Linked DNA regions of Mus musculus: region 2 is linked to region 1. Evidence: chromatin contacts called from ENCODE Hi-C or POLR2A ChIA-PET data. All regions are on one chromosome and are shown on one strand. The core of a region is the stretch at or near the end of the contact, and the rest is flanking DNA. Distances in the headings are between cores, read along the strand shown.

Region 1 (2,700 bases), core at 150-2,649:
CGAAATATAAGACCCCACTTAATGCTAGGCAGAACCGAACACTATTCTTCATTTAAAGGAACAAAACAGCATTACAAAAAACAAACAAACAGCATTACATCATATTCTTAACTATTACCTAATATGAATCTGTACTTACCCATTTCATATTTTCTTGTTTTCTTTGGACCTCCTTCCTCCAGTAGGGAGAAAAAAATTCCAAATTTCTCTGAGGTCTCCAAGGAGCTGAACTGATAACTTTAGCTCTAACTTCCTCATTTCAACTAAGCTTATGCTGACTTATCTTAGCAAAGGTACCTTATGGACCTGACACTACTAAAGGCATTAGTTAGCCAAAGTGCTTTTCAGCACAGCGCTCTTACCTTGCACTGAAATAGACTTCTAAATACTAGGTAGAAATTAAAATATTAATTGAACTGTATTCAAGAAGACTGAAGGTAGATTTATCTTTTGATCATTTATAAAAATTATCCTTTAGAGGTATGGTTTTAACACTTGGGGGTGAGGGTGGGGAGGCAAGTGTTAGTCTTCCTAGCTGTACCACTCTTAAATTTACTATTTGAAGATTCTGCCATTTGTTGTTTGGGGAGCAGGCGGGACAACGAGCCCTCTCAAGCTGGACTAGAAAGCGTTGCCAACAGACATCAGTGTCTGAACAGATTGCAGCAGCGAACCTCTGAGACTAGTCACTCCTCAGAGAAAGAATAAAAACAACTAGATGACAAGCAGAGGCCTTAGCCCCAAGTAGCAATAAGGGGAGGGAGGAGAAGAACCCACCTTTAAAAAAAAAAATCTTTCAGATCAAACTGAGTTTGCTTGAGACAGTAATTCCGGGAGGGTTTCCCTGCCGGATCTTCTACTTCAAAAAGTCAACTACCCTTCAAGTCAGTTCCTGTCCGCGGGGTTCAGCTCTCTTCCCTGTTTCCTGGCTCATCTTCCAATGTGGCATGGGTTCTGGAACGGCCCGCACTTTCAGTGTCTGAGTCAGCTATAAACACCCAGCTGCTAGTCTGATCCCCTCCCCCAAGTCCAACACTTCCAAATGACTTGGTCTTTCACAAAGGCAATGTAGCAGAAGACCTGGAAAAGGTACCCAACCTTCAGAAATCAAACGTGGGCTTTCCTACCCTGGCAGCCTAGAAAGGCACGCAGCTGTCCCCTTTGCTAGTGAACGAGTCTCAAGGAGAAGGTCACTAAGAACTGAGGTTCCAAAACTGCTCCTTTCCGGAAGGAAACGCTAGGAAGTTGGAAGCAGGAGTTCCCTGATGTGGACTAGAAAGGAAAGAGCTGAAGCCATCTCCATGGAGATGCCCACTCACCTAAAATTCAGCAGCCTTTCCCCTATTAAGGCCAGACAGGCTCCCAGCAAGGTCAGCGCCACAAGCTTCCCCATGGTGTCTGGGTGCCTTAGGCAAAAAGCAGGAAGACTGGTGCCGCTCTGGGGCGCGGACTCAGGGTCCCGCCCACTGATCAGTCCCTTGTGCCCCGCCTGCCTGCACCTCCTGGCAGTTGTGCTGATCCTTTCTAGCAGTCTTGGGAGTTTTGCTCTCTCCTGCGCCAAGGCTCAAAGCCACCTCCACATGGAGGGCTCAAAGCCACTTGTCTACTTGAGTTTCAAGGGGATTTTTGTTCTTCTGATTCAAGTCCACCTTTATTAGCGATGGTTCAAGGCCACTTTAATGTGCAGATTCTAAGGCTGGCTCTCCAGGCAAGCGGTCCAAGAACATATTTCTGCCTAGGCTAAGGTCAGCTAAACTCTGGACCATTCAGGTTTGAACTCACAAGCTGGAATCCTCACGGTGTGGAAAATTTGTTTCTTAAAGTCACAGAACTCAATTAACCTCAGCTTCTCCAGTGGAGTGATGTGAGAGAGCTGCCTGGGAAGCCAGAGTTCATAGACTAAAGCTTCAGAGTTCTGGCAGGCTGCATGTAAGAGGAGAAATTGCTCCATATACACCCTGAAGAAGAAAATCCTGAAAGACGAGCCCTTTGGCTCATCCTTCTCGAGGAACCAGAGCTCTGAACTTTGGCTCAGAACTTCCTGGTGCCTTCATGGTGGTAGACAAGTCCATCTGTCTGGCAATCTGGAAGATGAGCAGAATGTAATAATATTAATAATAATAATGATAATAACATCAACAACAATATATCGTTTTTATGGGAGAGTCTTACTCTTCTGTGAATTTCAGGTCTTTCCAATGAAGAGCAAACTTTCCTTTCAGATAAACAATACTGTTGGAGAGACTGAAGATGGCCAGACACTTGAGTTTAGGGAACATCGCACCTTCAAGGATCATCTCTTTTTAGTTACTAATAGGAGGTAGCAGCAGCAGAATTCAGTTTAAAAAGAGAGCTTTTTTTTGAAATAGGTAGATTTTATAGGACTAAGGTGTAGCGTCCGCTCTTGACCAGCAAGAACAACACGACCACCAGTCCTTCTAACAACAGTTTATTCAGCAAACTTCCGTCTTCATCTCTCTCACTTCAACTTTCTCTCTCATCTTTTTTCCTTCTCTGACCCAGGCCTCTCACTCTTATATACTCTCAGCCCTCATCCACTCACAGCAGGCCACGTCACCTCACCAGGCACGCAGCTTCAGCTAATCAGGGCAGCAGGGGCATGTCTCCACCAAAATGGATTCGCCAGTATCCTGGTGCACCTGCGCAGCTCTCATGATGGTTGTGGCTTATTTTCAGATG
Region 2 (2,700 bases), core at 148-2,647, 42 kb after region 1:
AAATAAAAAAAAAAAAGATAAAAGGAAGAAAGAAGAGGAGAGGGGAGGAGAGGGGAGGAGAGGAGAGGAGAGGAGAGGAGAGGAGAGAAGAGAAGAGAAGAGAAGAGAAGAGAAGAGAAGAGAAGAGAAGAGAAGAGAAGAGAAGGAAATCTGACTGTCATGCTGGCGTGTGCCTATAATAGCAGAAGTCAGGAGACCAAAGAATCCTGAGTTTTGAGACCAGACTGAGCTTCAAAACAGAGGATACACAGTGAGACTTCGTCTCAAAACCAAGAATTCATTTAAAATTTAGAAAAGCACCCAAAACCCAAGGCCGATGCCCTATCAGAACCAACTGAATTAGAATGTTTCACATGGTGCTACTTGGACGTCAAGACTCCGGGAGATCCCAATATCCAGGCCCCGTTGCTGTGCCCTTCGGGCTTATTTGTACAATGCAAGACTCATAGCAGTTTGCTGCTAAACAACCAATGAGTGCCGGCGCTTCCCTTTTGCCTATTAGAGAGAGGCCCAGTGTGAAGCACACCCTTCAGACTTGCCCGCCTTCCTCATCTGAGTCTACGTTGCCTCCCAGAACGCCTACAGAAGACTGTCTTTTCTCTTTAACCCTATAAGGAGCTGAGTACTACTGTTCCGGAACACTTTTGCAAGAAGTTTATAAAGTTTGAATTGGTAACTTGAAAGTATGATGTCTACCCAGAACAAACAATCGCTCGCTCTGCTTCTGGGACTCTGGTCAATAAATAAGGAAATGATGTAAGAACAGTAGCTGTCTCTCTCAAGCGTCTTTGATCTCCAGCGCCAAGACGGAAACCCTGAAGTTTCACCAACTATTAATGCTGGGGAGGGATGGGTTCCGGCTGAGCAGAACAGCACCAGTGACCTAAAATGAAGCTGTATAATTAGAGCGTCCACGCATGAGTAATGGTTTTGTTTTCAAATTAAAGCACTGGGTTTGCCCTTGGGGAATTTGCAAAGCTCTCTCTTGTCAGCCTAGGCAGAGGAACCTCGGCACCAGCAAGCGCTGGAAAACTTTTTCCCAAAGTGTCTAGGTCTTGGTGGAAGTGGACTGGGTCGGTTAAACGGAGCACCGGTAGCTATCCGAAGTTCTTCCTTCCATCCGGTCCCCCCCCCCCCCCGAACTAAACAAGCTCTCTCTCCAGTTACCTCCCCCCCTCTCACCCCCTCCCACCCGCCGCGCGAGCGCCCCAATCAGCTCGGCGGTCCCAGCCTAGGGACTCCCGACCCGGGACCCTCGGCAGCACCTACCTGAGCGCTAGGAACCGCTCGCCCAGCAGCGCCAGCCCGATGCCCAGCAAACTCAGAGCCACCATCCGGCCCATGGTGCGGGACCGGCCCGCCGTCTGGCTCGGGCCTGACCGAGCAGCTCCGGACGCTGGGCCAGCTCCCCGCCCCGAGCGCGGAGCCGCGCCCGATCCCCGCCCCGAGCGCCGGCTCTGCAGCCCAGGCTCCGCCCGGCGCCTCGTCCTCGGAGCACATCCGCACATGCCCGCGTGGGAACCCAACTGAACTTGATTCCTTTCACAAACACCCCGCCAAGCCTCCGATCCTCGCGCAGCTGCACCTGCTCAGCTCCCTGAAAACTTTAGGGTGGCCTCTGCGGAGTTCCCTTAATTTAGTTAAGTTTGGGCTTGCTTTTTGCTGTTTTGGCCTGGTGTTTGAGGATACTTTCCCCCTCTGTTGTGTATAATTTTGGCTTTGAGAAGCTAGGAAACAAACTCAGGACTTTGTTCATATTAGGCTAGTACTGAGCCATATCTACAGTCATACACTAGTTTTGTTATTACACATACGTGTGTATAACATTTCTATATTTAAATATAAAATATATTTAGATAGTAATTATTAAACAACACAGAAAGTATATTATATATATATATGAAATCTATTAAAATTGTACTTTTAAATGTTCTTATTGTTTTGAACATAAGGTCTCATGTGGTCCAGGCTGGTAGGGAACTTCTGATCTGTCTACCTCCATATGCCAAGTTCTTGGGCCACTCAAGGCCCTGCCTAGAGTAATATGTTTTGCCTTAGTTCTTTATTTCATATGCATGGTTGTTTTGCTTGCATGTAAGTATATGCACCACATTCATGCCTGGTATCCACATAGGTCAGAAAAGGGTGCCCACTACACCAGGAAATACAGCCAGTGTTCTTAGTGCTGAGACATCTCTCTCGTTCAGACATTTTAAATATTCCTTTCCTTTTTTTTCTTCTTTTAGATGGGAAAAAAGTGGTTCTGGACAGGTCTTATATAAGAAGTTAGAGTTGGAATTACATCCTTTTATATTAAGATTTATAGCCAGGTGTGGTGACGCACACCTTTAATCCCTGCACTTGGGAGGCAGAGGCGGGTGGATTTCTGAGTTTGAGGCCAGCTTGGTCTACAGAGTGAGTTCCAGAACAGCCAGGGCTACACAAAGAAACCCTGTCTCGAAAAAAAAAAAACCAAAAAAAAAAAAAAAGATTTTAGACTAAAACACCACAAACTCGGGACTCACTGGAGTACTAATCAATTTTCTCTTCTTTCTCCCTTTTCATTTTAATACTTATTGATATACACTTATAAAAATATAAAGAGGGAGGGCACTCGTTGAGATTGCGACAGCTACTGGGTATAACTTGAAATCAGTTCCTAATTGTTCCCAGTGCTTAATTCCCACCTGCAATGTTTGC

Evidence for each region. A loop is a pair of places that touch in the nucleus more often than their neighbours do. ChIA-PET counts read pairs that join two places held with the same protein, here RNA polymerase II (POLR2A).
Region 2: a map of gastrocnemius shows a loop between it and region 1 (5-fold over the local background). The contact joins the promoter of Pon2 here to the promoter of Pon3 in region 1. A Hi-C loop is called at or near these places in 9 of 37 maps with a recorded cell type or tissue (T-helper 1 cell, adrenal gland, gastrocnemius and 2 more). POLR2A ChIA-PET finds 5 or more read pairs at or near these places in 2 of 5 experiments (Patski and embryonic stem cell).

Annotation. Positions count from the first base shown.
Region 1 is chr6:5,254,834-5,257,533 of GRCm38, forward strand. It overlaps Pon3 (paraoxonase 3), which reads right to left and starts at 1,400. Exons shown (of 9, transcript NM_173006.2): 1 at 1,320-1,400. The coding sequence starts at 1,393.
Region 2 is chr6:5,296,943-5,299,642 of GRCm38, forward strand. Pon2 (paraoxonase 2) reads right to left here and starts at 1,398. Exons shown (of 9, transcript NM_183308.3): 1 at 1,270-1,398. The coding sequence starts at 1,343.